6 separate regions of the Mus musculus genome follow, and all the other regions are linked to region 1. A link is a loop called in an ENCODE intact Hi-C map of the cell type or tissue named here. Cell type or tissue: left cerebral cortex. All regions are shown on one strand.

Region 1 (5,000 bases):
GGCATTGTAGAGAGGACTGAAGAGCAAACCCATACATGGTCTGGTTTGTGTGTGTGTGTCTGTGTGTGTGTGTGTATTAAAAACCAAATGTGGCTACCTCAGTGCTCCTATGCTGAAGTGAAAGATGGAGACAGGAGAATCGCCTAGAAAATTTCACGACAGCTAACCTGCCTGCCTGCCTCCTGAAAGTGGTTCTCTGACCTCCACCATGTGCCCTGCCCCCCCAAACACACACACACACACACACACACACACACACACACACACACACACAAATGCACATGTGCTTGTGTAATATATCTCCCTCTGAACCCTCCACCTTAGCTTTTGAGGAGATCATGAACCTAGGACCCATCTATCTGGCCTAAGGGTGTGGGCAGCAAGCCCCAGGGATGCCCCTCTCTGCCCCCCAACACTGCAGTGATAGGTGCATGTCGCTGTGCCTGAGTCTTTATGTGGTGGTTAGGGGTCAAACTCAGGCCTTCATGCTTACAAAACAAGTACTTTACTCACCAAACCATCTCCACGACCCCAAGATCTTATTCTGATGTCACAGAGGAGGAAGGGAACATGTTCTCAGGGGCCATTGGCAGGTCCCACCCTTGGCAGTTTTCTGAGGCTGAGCTTCCCTCGCATGCATCATACAGTCTCAATCCCACCTTGCTGCCTCCATTTTACAGATGATGTAACCAAGGCAGGAGCAGCTCTCTGGGTATGTGGCGTGATGGCTGATGTTAACTGTCAAACCAACAGAACCTAGAATCATCTTCAAGGGAGTCTTGATGAGGGATTTTTAAGATCAGGTTGGCCTATGGGTATGCCAAGGAGGTTTTTATCTTAATTATGTATTGAATGTGGGAGACTGGTCCACTATAGGCGACACCATTCCCTGGGCTCGGATCCTGGATTGAATAAAAAGAAGAAAGCTAGCCAAGCACAACACTCATGCACCCATCACTCTGCCTCCAGTCACAGATTCAATATGACCAGCCCCCTCAAGCCTCAGATACTGTGGCTTCCCTGCCACCAGAGTCCATAGCCTGGAACCATGAGCTAAAATAAACCCTTCCTCCCTTAAGTTGCTTTGGTCTCTCTCTCTTTTTTTTTTTTTTTTTTTTTTTTTGGTTTTCGAGACAGGGTTTCTCTGTATAGCCCTGGCTGTCCTGGAACTCACTTTGTAGACCAGGCTGGCCTAGAACTCAGAAATTCGCCTTCTTCTTCCTCCCGAGTGCTGGGATTAAAGGCGTGCACCACCACGCCCATAGCTTTGGTCTCATTTTTATCACAGCATTAGGAACAGAAACCAAGTGAGCTGGAGAGCTCACCTTTCTCCCTAGCCTGATCAAGTCTGACATTGCAGGTGTTTCTGACTTTAAACCAGAAGGTTTGTTCAGTGGTTGAGACCAGACTGGGAGAGGGGACAGACGACCACAGCAGTGGCACCACCACTGATGGGGACAGTTTTGTGAACTGGTAGGTGCCTTGTAAAGCCCATTCTACACCACCTTCCCACACATGGCTTACTTACAATCGCACAGATAGTTAAGGAAACTGAGACACAGACAGCTGGAGAAAAGTGGTTCCCTTTGCCCCTGAGCATCTGGTGACATCATCCTTGCGTTGCTCTTTGCCCACCAGCCAGGAGCCCAACGAATGGCTGTGGTGGGTGATTCTCCAATGCCTCCATTTGGTGGTGTCTGGCTCCCATTTTTCCCCAGTGGGACCAGACTGAGAGCCAAAGGCCAGATCAGTCCTGACTCACTTAGGCACACAGAGGAACAATTCTGAGATGTGTGTGTGTGTGTGTGTGTGTGTGTGTGTGTGTGTGTGTGTGTGGGGCGTGTTGCACAGAACGCCCTACCTAGGGTCCCCTGAGTCCCAGCGAGCTTTTTTTTGCTAAAATGGGGGATGGGCAAGGGTTGGAGCAGCTACTTTAGCAGACCAGGGGATAGTAAGGAGAGCTGAGCAGGGGTCTGGGTAGAAAGAAGCCCTCCCCATTATCCTTGTCTCTTCACTCTTTCCACACTGCATGCCTACCTAGGCACCACCCAGACCTATACTCTAGGCACCCAGGTGAGCCCCATCTTCCCCAGGTCCTGGGCATCCCCCTAGGTATAACAGGAGCAGTGACAGGAGTCTCTGAGGACACTTGAGGTGATGCAGACGAGAGGCTGGGACACAGACCAAAGGGGAGTTGCTGTTATCGTTATTATTACTACATCGGGTAACTGGTTGGACCACATTTTTCTCTTTCTGCCCCTGGGCTCTGCAAGAAAGGCCTCACCTGGGCTGGAAATGGCTCAGGACATAAACCAGAACGGCTCCACCCCACCGCTGCGGCAGCAGCCCCGACCTGACACGTGGGTGCTCTGTAGAAGATCCGCCCCTGCTCTGTCCTCCTGTCTGTCACCAAGACCCCAGCTTGCTTTGTAAGGTCTCAACTCTTGGCTTTGTAGGGTTTGGGGGAGCCCAGTGGGGTGAAGGATGAGGGGGTGGGATGGTCCTTGGCAGCCCCTCCCTCCGGTGCCGAATCTGGCCTGTTCACCCGGCTAGCTTCTTCCTTCACCTCCTGCTTTCTCCATTTCCAAACCATTTCAGGGGACGGGAGTTTGATTCATCAGAGTCCACACCGCGGTGGCCGCTACCATCATCTGGGGGTAGGGAACTCACTTAGTGGGAACAGAATGCCCGAGGCTGCCAGAGAGAAGCAGCGGGGAAAGCGAAAGGTATCCACAAAACTGTGAGCAGGTGATTTGCCTGCAGGGCTGGGGAGACAAGTGTGCACAGCGCCACCTAGGCCCAGATGCAGGAAGCACAACTCCTGCAAGACTTGAGGGCTGTTCTGTTTCGGAGAACCTGATGGAGCAGGTGTGGGGCAGTGTGGGGCATGGGGATGGGCACAGTCTGGTGTCGCTGGTGGAAGTGACAGAAATCGGCTGTCAGGTTCCCACAGTGCCTTGCCACTCGGTCTCAGAAAGGCCAGCGCCTCCTGGAGGACATGTGTGCCAATTTGCCTGCTGCCTTGCACAGCAGCTGAGGTGAGGAGTGGCCCGGGCACAGCGCACCACACTTGAAGCTTCGGTGAAAGATTAAAGGATGCCCCTGGGATGGTGGTCAGAATCCTGACTGTAGATGGATTCTCCCCAGGGAAGCAAGAATAAGTTGAAACGCTTGATCCTGCTTCTCTGAATGCTTCTGGTTGGCTCCTGTTCATTCATGTCTTAGACCTGGCAGATCTTCAAAATGCTGCTCGAACAATGGCCAATGGGAAGCTAGCACAGCCGCAGCCGGGTGGAAAGGTGAAGGGAGCGGTCGCTGCCTTGGACCTGCGCAGACCAGGCAGGCACATCAAGAGTTGCTCCTTCTCGTCCTCCGTCCTCTCTCAGCTTCTGTAGCAGAGCCCGACTTGTTCCTTTCATGAGCTGGGCAGCTCTGGGTGACCCGTAGTTTGGCTATGTCCTCTTTCCTGACTTCAGGCTGCCTAGACCAGGTTCATTTTAGCCACGTGACTCCAACAGTTTGCTTTGCCTTGTATTTCTGCCCCAGTTTTCCCACCCACTGCTCCAGGTGTGAATACCGAGTCTTCTGCCTCTGGACATGATGGCCTTCCTGTCCTTGCAGTCCATAAATGAGACTCTGCTGCTGATCAGAGTGAAGGCAGCAATCCTATGCATAATCTTCTGAGGCAACTGTCCAGCTGGGTCCCATTCTCTCTACATAAAGTCACATCCCAGGAAGCTACTCCCATTGGTGTTTCTAACCCCTGGACATGAATGGTGACTAATCCCACCCTCTATTAACGCCAAGGTGACACTAAGCCCCTCTTGTCCATTATTGCCCTGTAGCTTCCTCATGGAGGCCTTGGGAAGCCCCACGCTGCAGATGAGGAAAGCCACAAATCTGAGACTGGCCACTGAGTTCTGACTTACACAGTGAGAGTTCCCCGTAGGTCAGTCTGGCAGTGTTAGCTGCTTGCCTGCGAAAGCCCTCCCAGTGCATGCTTGGTTAAGGCTGGCAGAGCATTCCATCCACCACAGAGGCCAAGGGCTTCTTACATGGACTGGAACTTCCTGTATCAGGGGAGGCCCCATGGGGGCTGTATGGGGTTTCTCAGAAGGCAGGCGCTGGGACCCCATAGTTTCCACAGCTGAGTGGGCTCCAGTCCCTCAGGAATGGCAGAAGAGAAATGAAGAGGGCAGAGAGGATTGGCTGAGGACGACCCCTCACTGAAGACTGTTCTTTTAGCTCTGGGAAGAGTCAGCATTGGTGAGTTTGGGGCTCCAGGGAGAAGGGAGTGCACAAGGGCAGGGGTAATTAAACTGTGGTAGGAGAGGTGGGTAGAGCTGAAGGTTCTCAGCTAGAGGGGTGACTCTGACCCCAGCAGGTATTTCTGTTTATCACGAGGCTTGGGGATCATTCTCCCAGCACTAAATGTTGGACCAGTGTCCCCCCAAACATAGGAGCCCTGTACTTCCATGCTATCCCATCAAGGCATGGTAGATATGTTGTAGTGATGTGGACCAACACTCCCCACACTCGGCACAGAGACAGAAGGTCACAAGTTTAAGGGCCAGCCTGGACTACATAACAAGTTCTAGGCCAGCCTGGGCGTGCATAGCAAGATGTGATCTGAAAAAATTCAAATTACACAGTCAAATCCTGTCTCATACCTATTGCTAAAACTACTGTCTAGAAAAGACGCCATAAACACTGGCAAGAAGTGTGAATTCTGATGTGCTGCCGAGGAGGCAGTAAAATGTGCAGCCACTGCAGAGTATGACCAAAGGCTACGTAATTAGTCTGTTATCTGGCAGTTCTCCATTCAAGGATACACTGACCCCCGACCCCACAAACAATTGAAAGTAGGATCTCGAAGAGATACTTGTATAGCTCTATTCAGCATTAATCACAGTAACCAAATGGTGGAAGCCACCAAAGCAGCCATAGGCAGGTGAATGGGTAAGCAAGGTATGGTATGTCCACTAAATGGAATACTACTC
Region 2 (5,000 bases), 140 kb before region 1:
CGTTCTCAGTTCCTGCCTCTTTCTGTCTCCACTTACTTCTGAAGGTGTGGGGAATATGCCTGAAGCTTTGGACTTACCCTGGAGCCCTGAGGTGGCCTTTGTGGAGCACTGAAGACTGTCCTGGTCTGGTGGAAGGGGATTTGGGGCTCGATTCTGAACGCTTCTGCAAGGATGCCCTCTCCTATTGACCGAGGGCATAGAGGTACTGGAGTTAGATCCAGCCTCCCACCTGCAGCAGAGTGGACAGTACCTGGTAATCCTTGCCCCCTACCTCACCCCGCCTGCCTTCCATGGGAACAGTGTAACTGGCAGCCGCCGAGTTTGCACTTAGTGCTTCTGCTGCTCAGGACTGTGCCTTGGCTGACAGCTTGAGCCCTGGTTGGGCTTTCTGCTACACAAGTTTTCTTTCTTTTTTCTTCTTTCTTTTTTTTCCCCCTGGTGTTCCCTTCCACTTCTCCCACTGCCCTGACAACACCACTGGAGGAAGCTCTGGGAGTTTAAGAGACCCAGGTTCTGTTTGGGGTATTTGCTTTGTGTGGTAGAACCCCATTACAGAAGCAAAAGCTAGCATGAAGTGACTCCTGTAGATCATGGTTCTTCAGTTTTGCTCTGCACTACTGCCTACTTACCCTGGGCAAATTGAGCAGTGTGCCCTGTGAGGCGCTGCCAGGAGATCTAAATACCATTGGTTCCGGTTGACACTACCTTCTTAATCCCTCCCGCCCCTCCCCCACACACATACCCAATTTTAATAGCTTGGGCTGTCCTGGAACTTACTATGTAGAGAAGGCTGGCCTTGAAATCACATAGATCCAGTTGTCTCTGTCTTCAGATCCTGGGATTACAGGTGAATATTACTCCCAACAACCTGAGCTGTCTCTGCTGGCTGTGGATAGATAACTTCAGAGGCTGCTACTTCCACTCCCAAGGAGTCATGTGCTGCCATGCTTGATTTATGCTGTGCTGGGAATCCAAGCCTGGTGCACACTAGGCAAGCAAATGCACTGTTAGCTAAGCTGTATCCCTAGTCCTTGCGTGCATGTGTTAGAGAAGGTTTTATATACAGGGTTCTCTTCAGTCCCTCAGTTTCTGAGAGGACAGCTTGAGTTTGACTAACGCTCACTGAGGGGCAGGACTAACCTGGGTCATACATCCTTGGATTTGGTTACAGCACAGCAGGCTCTCCCGAAGCAGGTTTTTGTTGAAGGTTCAGGCCTAAAGTCCTTGGAAGACTGAAGGTGAGGGGAGAGCTGTGCTCCCGATGTCTTGCTCTGGCCTGGCTTAAAGCCTTCTAGGATTGTCCCCACTGACACAGGGTGCTTCTGTCAGAGTGGGCAGAGCATATCTTCAGGAGAGGGAAAGATCAGGGGAGATGAACAGTAATCTGATCGTGTTTAGGTTTCACAGTAACTCTTAAGATCATGTAAAGCCAGGATCGCAAGATCATCCTCAGCCTGCCCCATTGGCTCTGGAGACTCTACAGCCTGTCTAAAAGTCCCAAGGCTGCTCTGGAGCGCTCAGGTGTTCCAGAGCTCCGTACATTAGTGAAGAAGCCCCTGAGCTATGCCTTTGGAAGTCCTTGCCCCTTCTTAGCCAGGAGGCTGTCTCTGTCACCATAAGTTCTCTCGGTGTGGAGATGATACCGCATGTAGTGTTTTGTGCCTGGCTTCTTGCACTTAGCGTGTTTTCAAGGGCTTTGTGTAGCCTCTTCATCTCCCCACTCACAAATTCAAGGCAAGCCCTGCTACTGAGCCCCAACCCCTGTCCCATTATTTATGTGTTTTGTGACTGTTGTGTTTTGCTTATTGATCCACGAGCCAGTGACACTCTGTCTGTTTCCATACTTTGGCTGTTATCCCTCCAGTGAACCCAAGTACACATTTTTCATATGGCCCTTTAACTTAACGGGGAGCTTGAGAGTGGGCCAATGTGTGCACATGTGTTTGGGGCTAGAGGAGGCTGGTGCCCTCTGCTTGACTGGTAACTGCCAGAGGGAACATCACCGTGTAGACCTGGAGGAAAACTGAAGCTGCTCTGAATCGGGAGCCTCAGTCTCTTCAGTAGCAATGGGGTTGCATGAGGGAGGTTTTGGCAGTGTGTTTTCTGTTGTCTAATACAGCCTAGAATGGCTTCCCAAAGATCAGATATCAGATACATATATTACCATTCATAGCTAGTAAATTTATAAAGTAGCTACAAAATAGTTTTATGGTGGTGGTGGTGGGGTTGGCTCACCACAACAGGAGGAACTCTGTTAAAAGGTTGCAGCGGTAGGATGGGTGAGATCCACTGCCCTGACTACAAAGGGCATCTGCCTGTTTTGCAGTGTTGGAAAGTAATGAAGATCAGAAATCACTCAGTACCCATGTTTGAATGACACCATGGCCCAAAGAAAATGGCTTTGAACTAGCTCTGTAATGATGGAGAACATCCACTAGGTGGCAGAAAAACAATAAGAAAAGGCTGGCAAAGGTTGTTGCCCAGGACTTAACAAGCACAGACTCCACAACCGAAAGAGCTCGCTGTCCACGGTCTTGTCACCTTTAACCTGTAGCCTTACTTCTAACTTTTGAGAAGCCCCACTCTGCCCCCAACCCAAGGGTCCTGTTTCCAGTTCTCAAACAGATTGCTTGCCCATCCCCTAGGCCCCAGTGAGCTCCGTTCTCGGGACTGTGTCCTTTCAGGTAACCTTCTGCAAGGGTCATCTTTTTCTAATTGAGTCATGATAAGTTTTTGATATTGACTGCCTTTGGGGAGCTTGTCGTCTGAAATAGCCTCTGTTGTAGACAGACTTAGGAATACTGGAATGTAGTTGGGGCCTTAGGAAGAATTGGTATATTTCAGGGCTGGTTGGATGTGCAAGTAGAACTCATGAGAGCTTGCATCAGGACCCTCAGATCAGAAAGCCTCCATGTTCTCTTGTGGTTCAAAGACAGTTGTGGAAGTAAGGAAAATGCTTAGCATTTTCTTGGCCACTTAGGATTTTCTAAACTTTGGTTTCTCTTAGTGGCCTTCTGTTCCCAAGGAGGGCAGATGTTTAATAGAGTGGAGGCTCCCTGGTTTGCAGAGGCCTATAGATAGAGGATAAGGAAAATAGCGGCAGGGCTAGATTGCTCCGTTTGTAGCTGGAGTCACATGGAGACACCCGTGGTCCCCTGAGGAGCAGCTGGATTAGAAGGACGCTATCCTACACTGCTGGGGCTCTGCTGTCAGGTGCGAGTGTCTGGGGATTGACAGAAGTAGACAGCTCTTGGCCCTTTTTGTGCCGTAGCAGGTCTGTTCCTGCTTGCTGTGGGCTGACACTGTGTGGTGTGTCTGTTGTCTTAGCAGGTGTTTGAGCCCTTCCTTGGCCCCCTTTTTGTGTGTGGCTGTATTAGAAGAATCATTCCCGGGTTTTTTGTGCAGGTTGAGCTAATGTGCAACTGAACATGTTGAGATCAGATGTTTGACAAGAAGAAAAAGGGGGAGGAGGGGACATCAGGAATGCAAAAGAAAACAGCAGGGGAAAGGCACATGTGGGCCGTGATGTCATCTGTTTGTAAAGCTGTCACGAGGCGCTGTCATGTTCATCTTTGCAAGGGCCGGTACAGCCGGTGGGACAGGTGTTTATTTTGCAAATAAGAAAACCGGCTTAGAGTTGAGCGTTACAAGACTTCGCAGGCTGAACCTGGGCTTGTAGGTTCTGCCCCATGCTCCCTCTGCTTATACGTGTGAATGATGCCTCTTTCCAGCCACTGAGGAAAGGTCAGGCCCAACCCTCCACGTCACAAAGTGTCCCAGATTCATCCTTTGCCTCTCTCATGGCCCCGTGCTCCCTTCACGAAGTCACTCGCCCTCGTGACAGGCCGTTGCCATTACTTGGTCATACTGAGGTAGAAGTGACTTGGGAGACAAAGCTGGCAGCTGTGGCTTTGGCTTCTGGGTTTGCCTCCCTCGTAATGATTTTCTCCTTAAAGGGAAGCCTTCCGTCCCACGGGGTTGAGACACTGGAAGCTAGGGAGGAGGGAGCATAGGGGAGGTTCAAAAACAGCATGAACCCAGGCAGTAGTGGCACATGCCTGTAATCTCAGCACTTGGGAGGCAGAGGCAGGTGGATTTCTGAGTTCGAGGCCAGCCTGGTCTACAGAGTGAGTTCCAGGACAATACAGAGAAACCCTGTCTCAAAAAAAAACAACAACACAAAAAAGCCTTTTAACCTCTTGGAGGTTTTGTTTCTTCATGCCTAAACGTTAGGCCCTGTGTTATAGGGCCGTTGAGAACTCGAGACATGTGTACAGGGAATGGTTGTCAGGCCATAGTTGTGGTGTGAGTGATCACCGCCTAGTTAGCCACCCTCTCTTGTGTGTTGCTAAGGGCTGGCCCTTGGTCGTCTCATGCTCTGCTGAGCTGGGAACAGGAGTCCAGCCCAGGCCTGGCTCTTGGGAAGCTAACCCCACGGGCCGTAGAATCCCATGAACGTGTACTTTCCCAGGAGAAGGGGGAGGATCTCTTTAAACTTGCAGGCTGCTGAGCCCTGGGACAAAGGGGAGACAAGCCCCAGGGCTGAGACAGTCATGTCTTTATTATCTCAGATGTCTCAGGCCTGTCCCCCCGCCTGGAGATATATGGCTGGGAAGGCTAGCTCCACGGCCTCGGCGTGATTCCAGGTCCTAGGAATGTCTGGCTGTTTTATAGCAAACAGAATCACGCACAACAGCCCAGCATCCAGGCCTCGCCACCCTATCGAGCCCACTCTCCCCGACAGCTTGTAAAACAGTGGGACCTACAGCAGTGACACAGGCTCCATGGGGTCCCAGGAGCTTGGCACTAGTGCACCCATCTGAGGTGAGGGGCGCCAGGCCAGCAGTGAAAAGCTTCCCTGGACCCAGGGACCACCTTTAAGGCCAGACCCTGCCAGCTCGATCCTCACTTGTGAGCTATAGGCTGCCCCGACTCTGGTCTGTTTCTCCCTCTTTGACCTCGTGGGGAGCAGCTGCAGGGAGCCACTGAGAGGCCTTGTT
Region 3 (5,000 bases), 79 kb after region 1:
CTGAGACAGTGATGGATACTGGATCCATCTGTAAAGAACAGAGCAGGGTGGGCGGAACGGAGAGGGGTGGAAGGCAGCAAGAGATGCAAGGCAGGACATCAAGAAAGGCCACCAGGGAAGGCCTTTTGAATGACAGAGTTGGGGGAAAATGACACACAGAGGGGGGAGTTGTATGGACAGGTAGAGTGTGTGATCCACTCCTGAAGTATAGTGAACACTCCAGCCCTGAGGCCAGGGTGAGCCTCACACAAGTTTGCAGGACAAGGAACAGGAAGGATGACTCTGGGTCTGGGAAAGAGTGAGCAGAAGAGTAATAGGCCCGGAGCAGGCAGGAGAGAGACAGGATTGCCGGGACGGCTATGACATCACCTGAGAAGCTCTTGAGACCTTAAGCAGAGAGGCCATAAAATCTGACATCCACATTTGAAAGATCACTAGATGGGGGATAGCAGCTAACAGGCAGTCAAGGGATGGGGCAGGCTGGCTGCGCCACAGGGACTAAGCCACTGGGAGCAGAGTAGGTTCAGGGGTGGCAGGGGTCAGTGCCTGTGATCAAAGCACTGCCTACCAGATCCACTGGTGGACGGATGCTGGTAGGAAGTGGAGAGGGAAGGCAGGACAAGTCCATGGTTGGAAACTGGGTGACCTGGGTATTGTGTACCTACAGGACTAAGACAGGAGGAGGAGCGGAGTCAAAAGTACCTTGGAAGAGGTGGCAAGACACCTCTAAGAGGAACTAGAAAATCTCAGGCAGAAAGCAGAGCTGGATGGAGGCAGAGGGGTCAGCAGTGTGCAGGAGACTCGAACCTACAAACTCACAGTGCAGGAACTCACAAGGAGAGTACACAGAGTCTCAGCAGGGCTCAGGAGGAGTATAGACAGAGCCTAGACAATGGTTAATACTGTCAACTAGACAGGGTCTAAAATCAGATAGGGAACAACCTTGGAGATGTCTGTGAGGGAATTTCTAGATCAGGTTAACTGAGATGGGGAAACACACGCTAATGTGGTGGCACCATCCCGTGGGCTGAGGTTCTGATGAAATAAAAAGGAAAAAGGAAGCTGAGAATCAATATCCACTGCTTACTGACTGGATATGCGATGTGAGCAGCCGCCTCCCACTCCTGCCGCCATGCCTTCGCCGCCATGATGGACCGTGCTCTCAAACCCTTCCTCCTTTCTGATGCTTCTGTCAGGTGTTTGGTCACAGCAGTCACACAGGTAATTGAAACAGACAGGTTCCATGTGCTCCAGCTTTATTAAGCTTTTGAAAGGGAGGTAGAGGCAGACGTGGCCACAGCCAGGGAGGGAGGCAAAGAGGCACCTGTGATGTCCTGAGACCAGGGCTTCAGGCAGGAGGGAACGGGTCTGGATTCAAAGTTGCCAAAAAGGAGAGAGGGGTGGGAAAGCCTCATGCCCTTGGACCGTGGAGTCACTCCCTAGAGGCGTGGTCTCCAGACACCAAGCTCCCGGGTTCAGTTTCATGAGGGACCCCATTCCCTATTGTGCACACTGAAGCCACTGGCCAGTTGCTGGCACGAGCTGTCCCAGCCAGGCAAGGTGGCCATGCATGGGGAACTTCCTGGGGCTCTGTCGCAATATCTCAGTCTCCCCCTCATGCTTCATGGGACGGCTCGAGCCAGGGTTTCACACTGCCCTGTCTGAGATCATCAGTCACTAAGAGGGTTCCATAATCAGAGGTAACCTTTGTCCCCAGCACACGGGGTCACTTGTTACCAACTATGATCAGAAACAGACCCGAGACAGTCTCTAGCTACCTTCTCTTCCTTGTCCTCCGGGCTCCATCTCCTGTCTAGCAGATTCCCCTGGCTGAGCATCTCTCTTGCTCAGGGATCTCTGGTCTTATCATTCCCGGTTCCTCCTGGTCTGGTTGGCCCTCCTTCCTCTCTTCTGTTGAGGAGCAGTGGGAGGATTCACTCTATAGCGAGAGACGGTGACAGTGATGATGACAACTGCAGTTGGCTGTCACTGCGATGATGCTGATGATGGTAATGACTATGACTCTGCTGTCCCCTGCCTCTTTCACCCCAAAACTGAATCAATGCAACTTTTCATCTCCCTTACCCATCAGCTACCCTGACCTCAGCAGAGTGACATCTACAGTGTTGCTTATTAAGCACTTGCTGTATGCACAGTCTGAGCTAGGCGACTTCTATTCTGACTCCCGGAGGTAAATGCTTCTTGTGCATGTGCAGCTTGCGAAGGCTGAATTACTAAGAATGACTCGTGGACCAGAATCTGCAGACCCTGTGGAAGAAACTCAGGCTCCAGGAATGCTGGCTGACGACAGCGCCACCTGTGTCACCAGAGATGCATAGCTGGGGCTACTTGGTATGTTAGATGTGAGGCAGGCTGAGACACACTCCTTCAAACTGTACCTGTGGGAGTCACTTGAGGGTCCCCAGCCTGTGGCACCTGGTTTCGCTGCTAGAGAGTGGAGAGGGACATAGGCGTATAAGGTACTGTGTCTGCGTGTCCCCTGGGGAATGTGGCAGCCTTTGCATTTTTGTGGCATGAGGCGGAAATTTGAGATAATAAAGAAAGTGGTGGGAGGGGGGTGGGAAGAAAGACAGAAATAAGAAAGAAAAAGCAAGGAAACAATAAACTGTTAGTATCTCACAGGCGCCAGGCTGGGCGAGGAAACCGCTAATGAGCCCCAGCTTCTAATTCAAACCAGACAGATAAAAACCACGTGGTCGAGGTCCCAGAGAGCATGGAGCACCCCTCCCCCCTCCAAAGCCCAGGCTGGGTGCTCTGCCCAGAGAAGAGCAACCTCCGCTGCTGTCTGCGCAGCCACCAAGCAAGCCTGGATGCTGACACCAGCCCGATGCCTGCTTTAGAGCACTGTAAAGACGTGAACTCCAGCTCACTTCCTCGAAATGCATATTCATTTGTTTAGTCAACTTCACTTGTATTTTGACTATTGGGCCAGAAGTTCACTCTTCCAAGAACTCTGACTTCCTTATAAAAAAATCTCAGAAGCAGGAGCCTGGGCATATTATGACTGGGGCCAGGGGGGGGGGGCAGGGCTGGGTCCCAGCTTCATGATCACTAGATAGAGAATTAACCCCCAACACTCCCCAGATCATCTGTTGGGATGGCTTGCCTAGAAGTCTCATACACAATACACAACAGCTCTCTCTCTGTCTGTGTGTCTGTGTGTCTGTGTGTCTGTCTGTCTGTCTGTCTGTCTCTTCACCCCCATACCTGTGTATTCATCCATGGACATCAAGGTCAACTCTATTTCCTGGTTGTGGAGAATCACATAGCCATGAACATGGGGGAACAAGGCTTCAGAGAAAGAGAGACAGAGAGAGACAGAGACAGAGACAGAGACAGAGATTGCTGCATCAGAAACTGGCTCCATTTTAGTATTATGAAGCATCACAATGTCGTTCACCATCTGGGTACTCATCTGCATTTTTTTCTCCACATCCTTGCCACCATGGATAACAACCCCATCCCTCCAGGTACATTTAAAAGAGAGGAAGTCAGTGTGACCCTCTCCTGTTCCCCATACCTCTAACCACCGTAGCCAAGATACAGATCCAACCTAGCTGATGCCTGGATAAACAAAATGTAGTGTAGTTAGAGCCAGTGTGCTGGTTAATATTGCTATCAACGTGACAGAGTCTAGGATCACCTAGGAGATGCAGTTCTGAGCCTGGCTGCGAGGGAGTCACTAGATTAGGCTAACTGGGGTGGGAAGACCCATCCTAAATGTGGACAGCGTCATTCCATGGGCTGGGCTCCGAGATTGAGTATAAAAGTCAAAGTTAGCCGAGCTCTCACATCCATCTCTCTAACGTCAGATATAAGGTGGCCTGCTGCCCGGTGGACAGCACCCTCAAACCATGAGCCAAATCGAAGCCCTCATTCCCAAGTTGCTCTTCTCAGGTGTTCTGTCAGAGTGCTAAGCAAAGAAACAAATACAGACACAACGGAATGCTATTCGGCCATAAAAAAAAAAAAAAAAAAACTGGAGATCCTGCCGTTGGAGAAGGCATGGATGAGCCTGGCAGACAGTTATGAAGTGAAATAAGCCAGGCGCAGAAGAACAAAGACCAGCCCATGCTCGTTCCCGTGTGAAAGCTGAAGTCGTTCTCAGGGAAGCAGAGAATGGAGTGTGGTCATCCGGGCAGGAAGAGGGTGGGGCACGGGGATCGGGAGAAGGGCTGGTTAACAGGTTCGGAAACGGCTTGGAGAGTTGCTTCCTAGCAGAGCTAGGAGACCACGGCCCACCACCCACAGGAATTCTCACTAGCTAGAAGAAACGCTGAAAGATCCCAACACAAGTGATAGCGGATCGATCGGGATGGTGGGTACGCCAATTCCCTAGGTGCTCAGCCATAATCCTAGCTAGTGGTGACTGCCCAACCTAAATACTCACAGGTACATGTGCCGATCAAGAAATGGATAAGAACCTGAGAAAAGGGGGCTGGCGAGATGGCTCAGTGGTTAAGAGCACCGACTGCTCTTCCGAAGGTCCTGAGTTCAAATCCCAGCAACCACATGGTGGCTCACAACCATCCATAACGAAATCTGATGCCCTCTTCTGAAGTATCTGAGGACAGCTACAGTATACTTACATATAATAAATAAATAAATCTTAAAAAAAAAAGAACCTGAGAAAAGTATGTAAATACAAATTTAAAACATGAAGTGTGATGTAGGGACAGAGGGAAGCAGAAGTCTCGGGGTTGGGGGGGGCAGCTCCTTCCTCTGTGAGATGCGGCAGCCCCATGCTGAGCATCTGAGGAATGAAGAAGACACTAGCACTTGTCCTGCCTTCCAGCCTGATAGCTAAGCAGCTTCCTGTCTTATTGTAGGGGACAACGTGCTGCAGATCTCCTGCTGTCTCCACAGGATGAAATCATCACCCATCTCTCCAGCACAGTGGGCAAGATTCCTTGCATTTTTTGGTCTGTGTAATCCACACTCAGATGTAGGCCTAAGAGTGGTGTCTGGGACAGGAGAAT
Region 4 (5,000 bases), 110 kb before region 1:
AGGGATGGAACTCAGGTTGTCAGGCTTGGCAGCAAGCCATCTCAAATGGCCCTTGGCTCACCCTTGAAAAGACACGGTGCCACCAGCATGCCTGAACAAACAGCTGCCGACCCAAAGCTGTTGCTCCGGGAGGCTGACTTGGGTCAGATAGCCCTGCCATTTACTGGCTAAGTAGCTCTGGGTTACCTCTGTGGCCCTCAGTCTTCCCATCTATAAAATGGGTTCCAATGCAGTGAGAGCTCAGATAGTGCAGTGGGTGATGAACATTAAGTTATCATTCTCTAACCTCCAGGTTGAGGAGTTCCACTCGGCCGAGGAGCAGGCACACGGCCTTATCCATTCCAGCTGTGGCTTCTCAGACCCAAGCTGCTGGGAGCCTAGGCTGTGGCACCTGTTTCCCTAGGGGCTGGTCCAGTTTCAGGCTACAGATGGACATGTTTAGAAGTACAAGGTTTGTGTGTGTGCGCGTGCCTGGGGTCTCTTCCCGTTTGGAGCCTCTCTAGTTCCATAGGGTCCTGGGAAGCCCCTTCCTCCTGTCTCTGTGAGCTGGCTTAGAGCCCTGGTGGAACAGGAGTGAACTGAGTTGTCTAGAGGCAGGTTGCATGGCAACAGGAACCATCCCAGTTGCAGAGAACAGGTTTGCCAACCTCCCCAAGCCCAGGCCCCCCCCCCTTACCCACCCCCCACGGTGCAGGCACAAGGCTCAAGAACCGAGCTCTGGAATTCCCCTTGCTTTGCAAGACCTGAAGCTGGGGCTGCCTCCCTAGCTGGGACTGGGGCGTGGTGGACATGGCTGGAGGCGGGTGGCAATTCTACCTGGGTGTACTGGGTCAACTTCAGGACAGCCTCAGGCATGAAGTAGATTATCCTTGTCTGGAAACAGAAGCATCTGAGTTCCGTCTTCAGTTTGGTAAGTAGCTCCCTTCCCTGGGCCTTAGTTTTCCTCATCTATAAAGGGAGCTAAAGAGCCAGGAGCGTCGGAGGGCCTTTCTGTGGCAGCTGTCTCCGTGTTTGCTGCAGGCCTGGCTCACACACTTCTCACTGTTTCCTTGGCTTTTTTTTTTTTTTTTTTTTTTTTGTACTGCTTGGTGCTGGGCAGGTCAGCTGAACTTCTAGTTTCCCCTGATGCTCAGACCTCTAAACCTATCTATTTAAGAGGCAACTCCAGAGACCCCAGACTCCTTCAAGTGCAAAGTGCTTTCTCAGGTCTGCAACCCAGGTCTCACTGGGGGAGGGAGCATTCTGCAAGAAGTGGGGGGCGGGAGGGGAGGGGACGGTGGCTGTGCCCTGGTTTCTGTCCACTCTGCCACTGCCCCTGAAGTGTTAATCAAATTAAGAATCCAGGAAAAACAATGCAGCCACTTTGGGCCTCAGAGGAATTGCGAGCTCTCGGAACAGCTGGGAGAATTCCACATCACCTCAGTCTCCCAAGCTCTGGGTGGCTCTGACCCCAACGAACACACTCCTTTCCAGTCTCCAGGGCCCTGGCTGGCCACAATGACCTCATAGCAACAGCCATTGGACACTCAGGGCAATTTCATGGGAGATATTTGTTCTTTGGTCTTGATGCAGAGAGAATTTTTCCTTTCCCACTGTCTCCATGGAAACCCCAGCTACACTGTTGGCTATCCCCCCTTCCCACCTCATGCTTTTCAGATCAATACAGGAGCTTGGCTCCCCACTGGCTGCCCACAGTGGAAGGCTGCAGAGCTCTGGGCAGGAGAAGTTGGGGCCAGGGTTAAGCCTGGGCCATAGGAAGTGCCACTGAGGAGGGATGAAGGAGTCTAAAAGCTGGTTCCTTGTTCTCTTAGTCACTAGCTCTTTAGCTCGCCTTCCCAGGGATCCTCCCGAGCGCAGACCCAGTCAGGGAGAGACACACAGGTCACCAGTGGTTACCACCCCCTTCCTTCTTAGGCAAGACCCTTAGAGGTGGATGGGGGTTGTCGCCTTCTTTATTAAAGGTTGGGAGAAGTTTCTTCCTGCCTCAGGGAACAGCGAGGAGCAGCCAGAGCCAGCCTGCGGGCTCTCAGAGGCTCGGCGCCCCGGTCCTGGACTTCTATGTTTGGCTCCCGCCCCCCAAGCAGAAACAGGTCTCTGCACGCCTCCAGCTCAGCCCGCAGCGCGGCGCGGCGCAGCGCAGCGCGAGGAGCTCGCGCCCAGACTCCTCGCGGTTAACCTGCTATTATGCTCGGGACGCTTTCCCTCGGAGACCTGTCAGCCCGCCGGTTTGCGCCTCGCTCCGTTCCCGGGCCACCGCCCCGCGCTCGCACCCCCGCGCGCCCTCGAGCACCCAAAGGAGCCTCCCGGTGCAGACGCACTGCCAGCCCTGCTACCCCGAGCCGGACTGGGGCAGCAGGGGTCCCGGGACCTCCAGAGGGAAGACCGGACAGTGGTGGTGGCCGGCAGGAGGAACCGGCGGGAGCGCGATCCTCGGGTCCCACGGCTGAGACACCTGCCGGGAGCCCCCTGCGCCTGTGGCCCCGGGACCCGCCCCGCCCGCCCGGTCCCCGGCCCGACTTACAGCCAATTGCTCGCGGCGGCCGAGAACACGGCGAAGACGAGGAGTCGCAGGGACCGCAGGCACGAACGGGGGCTCATGGTGCCGTGCGCGCCCAGCCCGGGGCAGCGGCCGCAAGGCTCCCGTCGGGGCGGCAGGTGGGCGCCGCGCGGACGGGCTGGGGCGCCGGGCCGGGGCGCGCGGCGGGGCTCAGCCTCCGAGCAGCCGGCCGCGCCGCCCGCTGCTGCGCCCGCTGCCCGGCGGACCCGACTGTCAGCGCCGCCCCAGAGCCGGGATGCGGCGGTGGCGGCGGAGGCGGGCGGGCGGCCGGCGGGGCGGGCCGGGGGCGGGCCGAGGATGGGGTTACCTGGGCGGGTCCAGCGGCGTGGGACAACCCCCCCCCCACGGGGGCGGTCCTGAGCCCGCGGGACTGGGCTTCTCCTGGGGGGCCTCCCCGGCCCGGCGCCCGGACGCGCTCGGAGCCTCAGCCCCGCTGCTGCAGGCACGCTTGGCCGCACGCCGCCCAGTTGGGCCGAGCTAGAGGCGCGGCGACCCAGCTGCTGGGTCCCCGCCCGGGGCCTTAGGGACGAGCGGGCACAGCTCCCCCAGCCCGCCGCTGCGGGCACTGCAGCGCCGCCCTGGCCGCGCCCCGCGGCCCCCCGCCGGCGCCTGGGAGCCGGGATCCCCGGCCGACCCCGGCGGAGCCACCGGAGCGAGAGCGGCTGCTACTCGCGCGCACCCAGTCGCTCGCGCTCAGGGCGCACCAGGCTGGGGTGCCGCCCGGCTGTCCCCACCGGACCCCTCCCCGCCCTCAGGCCCCCGCGTTCTGTGGTCCGGCCCCTCCCTAGCACTCACCTCCCTCCAGCCTTCCCGGAGCTGGACAGGGGCCTCTCTACTTCGGGCAGCTTGGGACAGTGGCCTGAGACTCCGGGAATCCGAAACCTCGCTTCTGGATCGCCCTGAGTTCTGGCGCGCTCCAGGCAGCGAGGTTTTGAGCGAACCCCTTGCCTTTCTGTGTAGACCTTCTGCTTAGGAACTGGAAGGCTGTGGAGGCTTCCTTTTAGCACAGGAACCAATCTTTGCTGTCTGCTTGGGTTTCTGTTCGATTCTTTTATTACTTCTCCCACGTCAGGCAGATTCAACCCTTAGCTTGGTGTCTGGCACAGAGTGGGTGGGTGACACGTTTGTGGAGTGAATGAATGGAGTGGAGATATTGCTTAAAAACCCATGCCTGGCTGGTGCTGAAGCTCAATTCCGTGTTAATAGTTACTTGCCATGGCTGGGCCACACCCTCTCCAGGTCACTGATAGAGCCCAGACTCTGGCCCTGCCTGAGGCTACATCCCACTGAGCTAGAGGAACTCTGTCTAAACAGGACACGAAAGCCCAGAGACCCTACTCAATCTCACTAAAAGCAAGGGGGAGAGAAAATGACCTGGCCTCTGCCCTTCCAGAACCAACTGTTTTCTCTATGTGAGTTTGGCTGCCCACCCCCACCATGGCCACGTTTGACTCCAGTTGTCTGGGTTAACCCAGGAGAGACTTGATAAGCGTTTGGCATGGAGGCTGAGCAGAAGGTGGTAGGGATCCGTGGAGCCCCGGCAAAAGTGCAGATGTGAGTTCATGTACCACATGTCTAAATATTTGCAGGTGATAAATCAAGCTAACAAAACGAGGAATAAAATATGTCCTAGCCAGCTCTCAAAAAAACACGCTTTCATAATAACATGCAGAACTGCTCTGAGTGTGAGCTTCTCACACTGCCTGGGTCCCGCATATGCATGGTGCAGCAATGAAGTGCACAGAGAGTGACCCTGGTGCCTGGTCCTGACTCTCACCTTTTCCCACTTCTGCCTTTCTTGCCCTTTACAGATTATTTTGTGCACACATGCACACATCTCAGCTTGTATAGACAAACTTGGTCTCCCGTTCCCTCTCCACCCAAGCCCTCCACCCATTTGAAAGCTGTGCAGTCTTGGCCAGTCCTCTGCCTTAGGGCCATACACACCAGTGTGCAGCCACTCCAGTCTGATCAGCTTGGATCTGCAAGAGAGATGCACCTATCCTAGAAGTTAGCAAGAGTCACCTGGGCAAGGAAGTGTAGGGGCCTGGATCTCCAGAGTGAGACCCAGGGAGGGGACACAGGCTCCAGATGACCACATCTCTTTGGCCCCATGATCTTCTCTCTCTCTGTGTTTAGAGTCAGTGAGCTAGAGAAAGGCCAGACTGTGGGGTGTTCAGGGCAGGGCCACTCTTAGGTTTAAGCGTGGTACAGAATTACTAAGCTATTTTGAGCCACCATGTAGATCCAGTATAGTGAAGATAATAAATAATTTAAACAACAGTAGGCTATTAGTTTAGGGTGCCTATTATAGCCCCTTTCCAAATCGAGACATTTATGTTATATGGGCTTCTCTTACTGATGTTCTACAACTAATCTTGAAAAATATTGATGTTTATTTATTTCAGTTTTATTTTAAAATTATATACCTCTATATGGATAT
Region 5 (5,000 bases), 120 kb before region 1:
ATTTATTGGGAGTGACAGTGTCGTCCCTGCCGGGCGCACATTCAGATCCTGCCACTCTCTAGTCCTGTGACCCTAGGCAAATGACATAACAGCTTCGGGCCTCCAATTCCTCACTTGTTACGTAGAAGCCTGATGCCAAGGGACGATGAGTTAGTGTTGTGTTTCTTACAGTCCTTAAAATAGTGCCTGGCCCACAGTCAATGCTGCAGGTGTGTGGGCTGCTTCCATTGTGCTGCAGTGGACTGTCTGGTCCCAAATAGACTGTGTGTTCCAGAGGACAAGAGCTGGCCACACAAGGTGTTCTGCAGACCTGTCACATGCACAAATGTCACATGCACAGGACCCAAGGCTAGATGCAAAGGTGAGCAGAGTACCCCAGGTTGAAGCCTGACTCTGCTCATCCTTTGAGGAACCTGGGACTGTCTCTTCTCTGAGCCCCAGTTTCTCCCTCTGGAAAATCAAGACCACTCCATCTTATATTCCTGGACCAGCTGCATTCAAGAGTGCTTTGTGATCACAGACCATTGTCTGACCTCCTCCTGCCCTCTACCTAGTGTGCTTAATTGTGCTGCCTCTGCTCCTGAAACATCTTCCATGTGCCTGGCCCTAGAAATATCATTTTCCCAGACACCCAGGGCCGCATACAGACCCTAGATGCCCAGAGTTACACACAGACCCCAGACACCCAGAGTTACACACAGATAGCCCATGTCCCTAGACCAACCCTCCTCACCTTGTGTCACCACCTTCCCAAAGACAGGGAGGGAGTCCAGTGTGGAACAGTTCCAGCGCCGGTTCCGGAACTGGTATTGGCACTCCTCGATGGCCAGCTGGGCACCACGGCGCACTGAGTCCATCACCTCAAGGTTCCGTTTGCACATCTGCACCTGCCTCTGGATCAGGCCTTTGAGTTTCTCGCACGTCTCCTCTTCGGAGATGCTGCCCACCGATGACAGCTTGGCCAGGTACCTGGGGGGCAGTGGTTGGATGTGATACACAGCTGCCCTGATGCCTGCTTTTCTCCTCCCACACCCAGGGTTCAGGGTGCTGCCTCATCCCTGGTCTTGTGTATAAGACTCATAGCTGATGAGAGGCAGAACTTTTGTTTTATTTGACTTTATAACCCTTTGCTAGATTCTGTGTGACTTAGAGATTGACAGTTTGGGCAAAGCAGCTGGGAACTGGGTTCACTCCAACAAAGCCTGCTGGGTGAGGGGCAGGCTGGGCCTCTCTGCCCCTGGAGATCATCTGTGTGGTTATTGAGAACACAGGTGCCTGGGTTTCACCTCAGATATGGTCAGTATGCCCTGTGCTTTGGCTCTATCTTGAGATGCAGCAGAGAGGCCACTAGCCTAGAGAATAATCTTGAAAAGGTATCTGTGATGTTTTCTACCAATTTCTAGAAGGCTCAGGCTAGGACATCCCTATCCACACAGTGGTCTTGGTGCCCAGAGAAGAGTCCTCTCCCCAAGCTCCCCGGCTGTAAAGTTGAGCCTAGCTTTCCTTAGCCATACTGGAGTCATGGCTTTTATCCCCAACGGCTGTTGTGATGACTGAACTTGGCAAGGTGTGCTAATGCACCTAGCCTGGCTGGGTAACATCGTAGGAGCTGTCCCTGGCAGCACCAATGGGCCAAAGGAGATGGGTAGTCCCAGAGCCAGACAGATCATCCTACCATGGCATCAATTCCTGGTCTCCCAGGACCCCTTCCAGCCCCCACTGCCTCTCTGTCAGGTCTGGCTTTTTGCAGGGGTTCTGGGAATCAAATTCAGGTTCTTATACTTTGCAACGTGCACTTTGCAGACAGAGCCATGTCTCTAGGCTCTGGGGTATGCATTCCCAGGCTAGCAGCACTGGCCAATCTGTGTAGGAACCTAGTTTTTTAGAATGGGGAAAGGTATGTTAATGGTCGGGAGAAGGGACCATCTGGAAATGGCAACCCTGGCTTCAGCCCTGCCTGCGTGTTCCTTGCTTCCTTTGCCACTTGAAGGGGGTAGGGGGGTCTCCTGCAGAACCACAGCCACAAAGTCACTTGTGGCCTGCAGGGGGCGCCAAGAGCTCAGCTACTGGCGGTGGGCCAGGACACTGTTCAGTGGCCACTGTGTCCTTCCTTGAAGGGTCAAGAAGTTGAACCTACCATTGGATATTTTGCTGTCTCCACTCAGGCTAGGGCTCACAGAAAAGGGTAGGACTCCCAATCCCTCTGAGACACAGGGGCATATATCTTGCCTAACCATGTTTAGACCTCTTTTCCTCCTTGTAAGCTAAGCAGGTCAGATATGGCTGGATTGGGCCTCTGTCAGCCTCCATTGAAGGGGGCATTCAGGGGCTGAAGTCTCCAGACAGAAGGAGCAGGTGGGGAGGTCTGGCCAATCCATTAGTCCATTGTGACACGTGGCAAGTCCCCTTCTACTTGGAGCTGGCTCTAGGCACAGTGAGTTAGCTCATGAGTCTTTGCAGCCTTTCCTACTATCAGAGTTCAAATTCTCCTTCTACTGGCAGAAGAGGGAGGGCCTGTTGGTCCCATGCCACCAGAAGAGAGAGATGGACTCGAGGAACTGAGCATTCCTCCCTCAGGCTCTGAATGTAACAGGGAGATCGGCCGGAACGACGGTGGCAGAGACACTGCCCGCCTGCCACAGCCGTGAGTCAACAGGACGGCATCCAGGAAGATGACGAGAAACTGCTTGTCACAGCACCCGTGCCTACCTCTCAGGCCTGCCTTTACTGGACGCAGCAGCTGCCCCTCCCATGTATGGGAGGCCTGGCCATCTCTGCTCCTGCTCTCTGAGACCCTAGGGGTTTGCCTGGCGGGTGCCAGAGCTGGCATAGGCTGGAGAGGGTTGGCAGCCCAGCCCTCAGTGGCCGTAGCCTGTTCTCATGCCACTTGCTTATCCTGGAGCCTGGCGTGTACCTGACCTCATTTCACAGATGAACAAAGCAAACCAAGCGCCCCCCCCCCCAGGCAAAACAACTTGTAAGTCCCAAAGCTATCTAGCAGCAAACAGTTCTTGGCTCTCAACTCCCCCCCCCCCCCCGTCTCTCTCTGGCTGGGGACTTGCCCCTTCACTGGACTCTGTCAGGCTGCGTCCCTTCAGGCCCCACACAGGGCATGGCACACAGAAGTTATTCAGGAATATTTGCAGTTCGATTAGGGGCTGATGGTGCAGAGGTCCTGATGTTTTCCCACCCCTATGGCAGAAGAGCAGAGATAAGAGAGGAAGATGGGGGTGGCTGGTCTCTGTGGTCCCTCCCACTGTTCTACGGTGGATCAACCTTTCCCCCAGAGACACGTGTGCCATTCACTGACCCGGGAGCTGGGTCGGGCTCAAATATCCACTGCACAGCCGTTTCTGGGAGAGCCCGAGCCAGGGCCTGATGGGTGTCGGCTGCCCCTGGGCTGGCTGTCTGAGGCTGACCATCCTTGCTTTCAGGGCCTGCCACGCTGCTCCTGTTTAGGCTCCTTCCTGCTATTGCCGAATACAGGTTTAGCAATTTGTCACCTGCTGCCCTGGCCACCCAGGACTCTGGCCATAGCCAGGCCGTTGATCAGGTTACCCCACCAGCCCAGGCTGCCCCTGCTACAGCCGCTGGCCAGCTTGTGCCCAGTTTCTAGAATGGGGCCTGTGGGTCCTGCAAGCTCCTCCCAGGAGGCCCTCCCCTCTGTGCCTTGAGCCTGCTAGGAGGCCGGAGGGCCCTGGCCCTGCCAGGGAGATCAGATCCTCTCAGCCACCTGCTGTTTTCATTAGAAACTAAAATTAGCTGGGCTTGTCCCAAGCTTTTCCAGGTTTGCTTGCCTTTTTAAACAAAATATACAAAATTGGAGAGGCTAATCCACACCTCCGTGGCTCCGCCCCGGTGTTCCCCTGGACTCCAGAGGAGAGGGGCTGGGTGAGAGAGGCCATGGTGGGGAGCCAAGCGGGTCAGTGGCACTGATCCTGGCCCTACTGCGTCCAGGTGGGGGCTGGGACACCAGCCCAGGCCTCTCTGCCCCCTCCCTTTGGCCTCCCTGCCTGCCCAGGCCACATTTAGAGACTCCTCAGGAGTAATTGTGCCCTCCGTACCAGAGAGGAAGGAGGCCAAGTTGGCAGAAGGGGGCACCCAAAGGAAACTGCGTAAGCCAACGCAGCCTTCAGCTAGTGAATCAGGGAGATAGAAGCGAGGGGCCACAGACTCCATCTTGGGCAGCGTTCTTAGGAAGCAGGGAGGGATGTGTGGCTCCCAAGGACCCTTGCTACACAACCAACCATTCAAACTGTCCACTATTTCTTTAAGCAGTTTGAGTGGTTGCTGTACTGAACACCACAGTGGCCTATCCTGGAGACCTTTGTCCCTCCTCTGGGCAGGCAGTATGGTCTGGGGGCAAGCGACCTGGGTTAGTCTCCTATCTCTGTGTCACTCAAAACAAATTAATGAACATCTTGGAAACTTGGCCTCAATGTGCTCATCTGTAAAATGGGGAGAGCAGTTGTTCTTACTGTAGGAGGTAGTCTCTCTTCTACAACCCTCTTTACCCTCTTTGCTCTGCACCTTCTGTTGTCCCCTGCAGCTGAACCTTGCGGGACTCTGTCCCTGTCTTTGTTTGGACCTTCTCTGTCCTCACAGAGCCAGGTCCTGGTCTTGTTCTGGGAGTGGTGGGTCACTTTGGTATGATTTTTTGTTTGTTTGTTTGTTTGTTTTGTTTTTTCGAGACAGGGTTTCTCTGTGTAGCCCTGGCTGTCCTGGAACTCACTTTGTAGATCAGGCTGGCCTCGAACTCAGAAATCCGCCTGCCTCTGCCTCCCGAGTACTGGGATTAAAGGCATGCGCCACCATGCCTGGCAATGATTTAAACTGTAGATTTCAGATAGATCTTCCAGGTGCTTCAGAGAAGTAGTTCCCTAGTGCTTCTAGTCACGTGTTTGACCCTTCCAGGTCGGGGTGAAGGGCGTTGAGGAGAGACCAGCTCCTCAAGGAGACTAGGAGCTGGGGACTCGCATCTAGTTTAAGCTCAAGTGTGC
Region 6 (5,000 bases), 66 kb after region 1:
TATGGGCAGGGGTGGCTGCTTGTCTACATGGGGCCTATGGCTACCTCTCTGACCTTGGGTGTCTGACTCACTGGCCTTTGAGCTCTGGCCTCTCTGACTTGGCAGGCACTGCTGTGCTGGCCTGGGCCTCTCCTGGCCTGTGGCGTGTGCCCACATCCCCTGTTGCTGATGGTGGCCCAGCTATCACCTCCCTGTGGCTTCCTTGTCCTGATCTTGTCCGGTGCTATGGTCTCCACCCTGGGGACACTCAAGGTCTTACAGTTGCCAGAACCAACAGGGGTTCTGAGACACACCGCCCTAGACTCTCCCTTGGCGTCTACAAGAGCCGATAGTACAGGACAGATTGGCAGAGTCGAATGCTCTCAGATATCCTGGGCACATTGCTGGGTTTTCATGCTGCCTTTCTGCCCTGTAGTAGGCCCAGCAATGACCTCGCCCCACCCTTTCTCCTTCACCCGTCCTCAGGTGCCATTCTCTCAAGGGTGGGTCACCCCTTGTGTTCTGCCTGGCCTTCCCCCATCTAGGTTCATCTTGTAGAGTATTCTCTCTGCTCCGATCTCGTCAGGCCTGACCTGTGACTACAAAAAACACTTGAGACACTGTGGGCCTTTGTACCGGAGGCTTTCCATGGAGATCTCTGGCCAGGCCTGGTGCGGGAGTTCCGGCAAAGGGAAGCGAGTGCGGGCAGGGAGGGGAGGTTGCTTCTGCAGCTTCTGTTGGCTGCAGTTGGCTCCACCTCTGTCTCTGCTGTGCCTTCCAGGTTACTAGGTTACTCCGCACTGAGTCGGGTCTAGCTGGACTGACTAATGGCCGACTAGCCAGTGCGGAGTGCGGCGGTGCTTCAGGTGGCGTATTGGGAGAGCAGATCTCTTCCCAAGTGTTACAGCTCTTTGGACAGAAGGCTCAGATGACAGAGTAGTTCTCGAACATCTTTGATCCTTCCGGATAGGATTCTTATATACAGTTTGGGGGTGGGTAAGGGTCTGACAACAGGTACTTCTCATTGGTTTGGTCTGAGAACTTTGGGGAAACCTTATTTGCATGTGGAAGGGCTCGGTGGTACTCCTAGTGACTGATGGCCACAAACCTCTCTTCGAGGACTGTAGGAGGCCGTAGCTATGTGACAGGAGCCAGGGACCCAGGAGGCATGGCCGAACACCTGCTGTCCCATGCAGGTGGAAGTCACCACCCAGAGTGTCACTGGGGTTCCAGACCTTTGCTCGACTAGGGACCAGGCTGTCTGTACACAGCCCACTGCTCCACAAGACAGGAAACAAACCCAAAACCATGCTGTTCCTTCCATACAAGGCTGGCTTTGGAAACCATGTCAGTCAGCTCTCTGTCATTGTCACAGAAGACCTGAGAAAGTCCGCTTGACTGAGGAAAAGCATATTTCGGCTCCTGGTTTCTGAGGCCTCAGCCCAGGGTTGTCTGCATCCGGTTGCCTTGGGAGCTGTGATCAGCATGCAAGGCAGGGCAGGAGAATGGAGCTGAACAAAGTTTCTTGCGGCTGACAGTCAGAAAGCAGGAGGACAGACTGTCATTATAGACTGCCCCCAAACACATGAGCCATCAGTAAAAGGTCTGTCTACTGGAGTCAGTTCTCATGACCCACCCCCACCCCAAGTCTCTCCCTCTCAGGACACAAGCTACTTGTGGGTGTTTGAGATCTAACCTGTGATAGTCTCCCCATCCCTCCCCTCTTCCTTCTCCCTCTCCCAGGTTTCTGCTGTGTAGTCCTGGCTGGCTTGGAACTCACTATGTAGATCTCTGCCTGTGCCTGCTGGGTACTGCTTTCTCTTATTTCCCTGCATTTAAGGAAACCAGCCTAGACCCTCTGTTCTTTCCTTGCTCTCCCCATCCTTGGAAAATGAGTCTCCTTGACTTCTCTAGGAGAAAAGGCGCCAAGGACAGGAATCTCCTGGTGGCTTCCTCTAAAGATAACGTCCATCTACCGTGAGGAAAGCTAATCAAACCATCAAATCGTGAGCTAGTACCAGGGAGTCTTCCTCATGATTGAAAAGGGAGCCAGCCCTGATGCACAGGGTAGAAGGGATATTGGAAGTGTGGTAGCAGGGACAGAGGTGAACCGGACAGCAGCATGTGCATAGGTCTCCCTAGCAGTCTAGACAAGGCAGTTCTGGGGGTTTGAGAGCTGCTCAGGGCTGGGTGAGAATCACTGGATGGGCTTGTAAGGCTTTGGAAGTAATGGGAGTTCTGTGTCTTGCACAGCTAGTGACTGCACGCTCTTGTCCATGATTGGTTTGTACACTGGGAAGGGTGGATTTTGTTGTATGTGACTTCTACCTCTGAGGTTCGTGGCTGTCGCTCAGTGGAAGAATGCTTTGCCCAGCATGCTGAAGAGCAAGGGGTCCCTTCCCAGCACTAAAAACTGGTTAGGCCTTGGCAGGAATGGAGTGAGGTCGTCTCTGTAAAGTGCCAGGAACAACCCTGCTGCATGTTAAGCACAATGCAAGTAATTGTTCAACCGTGCCAGCTCAGCTAACGAATGGAACATGCATGGATGTCAATCTGGGACGGTTGTTGGTGTTTTGTTTTTTTTTTAAAGAAACTTTAAAATAAGCAGTTTTATATTTTAAAGCAAGGACCCCGCATTTTCTAAAAATATGATTTTCTGAATCCTCTCAGCTGCTTCTCAACTTCAAACCCAACTCCTCCTCCTCCTCCTCCTCCTCCTCCTCCTCCTCTTCCTCCTCCTCCTCCCCCTCCTCCTCCTCTAGCCCCTCTTGCCACCAACTCCTAACCCACAGCTGTCTGAGGGCTCTGTGTTCTGAGTCAATGTCCCTCACAGCCTTTCCCTCCTTCACCCAGATGACAGCTAAGTCCTTTCTTAACACTCCAATCCAGGTCCTTCTAGGTCATACATTTGTGGTCCTCCAACCCCAGCACAGTGTCTCCTTCACAGCAGAGTTTGCTGAGCCTCTCTGTAGGCTGTCGGCGAGTGTTTGTTGACTGAATGAGTGAAGGGTGGGAGGTGGTTTGGTGAGGCTGGAGTGGTTGAACAGAGAGCAAGGCAGAGATCTAGGGAAAGTCACACAAGCAAGGCTGAACTCCGGAGTACGGAGAGGATCTGGAGAGGCCAAGGCAACCTGAGAGGTCTGCTGGGGTCCTGCCCACCCAGGCAGGGGTGTGGAGTTGACAGATCATAGCATGTGCCCTCGAGGGACCAGGAAGAGACTGTCTGTTCCAAGCCACACTCAGGCGTCAGTAACAGTATTTACCAAGTGTCAATCACGGACTTGCGGTACAGGCTGTTCCAGCTAGATCCATCACCTTCCTTTTCACCCTTGCACAGTCATCCCTTCCCATAAAGATCGGTGTTGCATTGACAGTTTCTGTCTGCACCTAAACAGACAGGAAAAAACCAGCCCCACTGGGGGGTGAGGGGGGCGCGCTCAACAGCAGCTGAGTTAATCAGATTTCCAAGAACTCAGGCTGCCAAAACCCACAGGTCCGATTGGTTCCCATCTGGGAGGCACAAAACACCTTGAAAAAAAATCAAAAATGGCTCGAGCGGGGACGCAGCCACGCCAAGCATACCCACACCTCACCTGAGGACAGAGTGAATGGAGCTTGTCACCCCTGCCATGTGGCTTGTCACCCCTGCCGTGTGTGGCTCCTAGCCAGCCCATGCGTGTTCTGTTGTGTTGGCTGAACGGTCACTGTTGAACAGTCACTTACAGTGTGGCGGGGTCATTCCAGGTACTTTACAGAGGTGAACTCAGTTAATTCCCCATAGGGACCTCCAAGATGTCCATCCTCCTACCGTGGAGACCAAGGAGGGGAACTGGGAACTGACCTGAGACCACACCACAGGTGAATCAGGAAAGCCAGAAAGCAAGATTCAGGTAGTTGGCTCCAGAGTGCATGCTGCCGTTCCCGGGCAGTGTGGCCTTCGTCTTCTTGTCGAACATTTTCATTTACTTGTTGAATTCTTCTGAATACGAGGTATTATGTAAGGTACCAGTGATGCAGAGAGTAACTCTATTCCCAGTCCAAACCATGAGGACAAGGCAGGGCCTTGTCTGCCTCTGCACAGGGCACCATGTTACAGGGACGAGAGAGTCTGTTGAATGACTGAAAGTGGCGGCATTGGAAAAGGTTGTTGAGTGTGGAGCCTGAGAACTTGGATCTCCCCTGCCGGGAAGGAAGATGTTTTGACACGCTCATCTGTATTCAGGTATGCCGCCGGTCCCGAGGGGCTTATATTTAAAGAGCCGAGCCTAGATAAGACAATAATGTCCTCCAAAAGAATGATGTCTTCATGGTGGAATCTCAGGCACCCACCAAGGAGATAATTGGGTGGGTGGGTGGCCCCCTATCACACTGTCACTGCTGGGTCTCCTCCGAGGGCCTGGGAATGCAGAAAGCTGCCGGCTTTGCCTGTGCCAAAAGCTCTGCTTGGAACTGTGAGTCACAAGCTGATCGGAGGGGAGCCGGCACTGTGAAGCCAGGACTCGAGTCCACCCTGCAGACAGATAAGCCTATGGGGAACACACAGGGCTTGTGAAAGCCAGGTCTAGGCGTTCCGTGCCATTGGGGGAGGGGCACCAACAGCCTTGCTCTTGAGCCTGGGCTGAGATGGGGCTATTTCCTGAGCTGACAGGATCCAGAGAGGAACTGATGGAGGCTTGAAAGCTCCCAGCGCTACTTCAGGGGGATGAAGTTTACCCTCAAGGGGCAGCGATGTCTACCCTACACCGGGTTTCCCAACAAGCAGCTGAAACCCAGGCCACAGACTTTTTTTTTTAATTTATTTTTTTAATTAGGTATTTTCTTCATTTACATTTCAAATGCTATCCCAAAAGTCCCCCAGACCCTCCCCCCCCACTCCCCTACCCACCCACTCCTACTTCTTGGTCCTGGCGTTCCCCTGTACTGAGGCATATAAAGTTTGCAAGACCAAGGGGCCTCTCCTCCCAATGATGGCCAACTAGGCCATCTTCTGCTACATATGCAGCTAGAGACACGAGCTCTGG

What was found. Hi-C counts contacts between places; a loop is a spot of excess contacts. Peaks named below come from ENCODE experiments on the same cell type or tissue, not always from the same donor. Only the 100,000 strongest peaks of a DNase experiment are listed, where the experiment ranks them.
Region 2: it touches region 1 in a loop (5-fold over the local background); 13 of 42 quality-filtered maps call a loop at or near these places.
Region 3: it touches region 1 in a loop (2.2-fold over the local background); 8 of 42 quality-filtered maps call a loop at or near these places.
Region 4: it touches region 1 in a loop (2.5-fold over the local background); 18 of 42 quality-filtered maps call a loop at or near these places.
Region 5: a loop joins it to region 1, with 8 times the contacts of the local background. A loop is called at or near these places in 18 of 42 quality-filtered maps.
Region 6: a loop joins it to region 1, with 2.0 times the contacts of the local background. A loop is called at or near these places in 4 of 42 quality-filtered maps.

The regions. Positions count from the first base shown.
Region 1 is chr4:137,162,440-137,167,439 of GRCm38, reverse strand. Gm13003 (predicted gene 13003) reads left to right here and starts at 2,374. Exons shown (of 4, transcript NR_040443.1): 1 at 2,374-4,266. In left cerebral cortex, a CTCF peak has its summit at 2,798; a DNase peak (open chromatin) is centred at 2,793; H3K4me3 peaks cover 597 bases; H3K27ac peaks cover 326 bases.
Region 2 is chr4:137,306,066-137,311,065 of GRCm38, reverse strand. No RefSeq gene overlaps it. Among named protein-coding and RNA genes, the nearest start is that of Wnt4, 31 kb to the right of the region's middle. In left cerebral cortex, a CTCF peak has its summit at 2,430 (motif pointing right); a DNase peak (open chromatin) is centred at 2,464.
Region 3 is chr4:137,083,022-137,088,021 of GRCm38, reverse strand. The region is part of intron 2 of Gm31648 (a long non-coding RNA gene); the gene reads right to left. Among named protein-coding and RNA genes, the nearest start is that of Gm31648, 8.9 kb to the right of the region's middle. In left cerebral cortex, a CTCF peak has its summit at 2,302; DNase peaks (open chromatin) are centred at 2,293 and 2,721.
Region 4 is chr4:137,275,278-137,280,277 of GRCm38, reverse strand. It overlaps Wnt4 (wingless-type MMTV integration site family, member 4), which reads right to left and starts at 2,643. Exons shown (of 5, transcript NM_009523.2): 1 at 2,522-2,643. The coding sequence starts at 2,598. In left cerebral cortex, a CTCF peak has its summit at 3,107; DNase peaks (open chromatin) are centred at 1,652, 2,086, 3,079, 3,649 and 1 more place; H3K4me3 peaks cover 2,364 bases; H3K27ac peaks cover 1,752 bases.
Region 5 is chr4:137,285,083-137,290,082 of GRCm38, reverse strand. Wnt4 (wingless-type MMTV integration site family, member 4) reads right to left here. Exons shown (of 5, transcript NM_009523.2): 2 at 734-969. Among named protein-coding and RNA genes, the nearest start is that of Wnt4, 9.9 kb to the right of the region's middle. In left cerebral cortex, a CTCF peak has its summit at 2,047 (motif pointing right); DNase peaks (open chromatin) are centred at 193, 2,162 and 2,566; H3K27ac peaks cover 31 bases.
Region 6 is chr4:137,096,078-137,101,077 of GRCm38, reverse strand. No RefSeq gene overlaps it. Among named protein-coding and RNA genes, the nearest start is that of Gm13001, 20 kb to the left of the region's middle. In left cerebral cortex, no CTCF peak of the experiment used is centred here; a DNase peak (open chromatin) is centred at 2,462.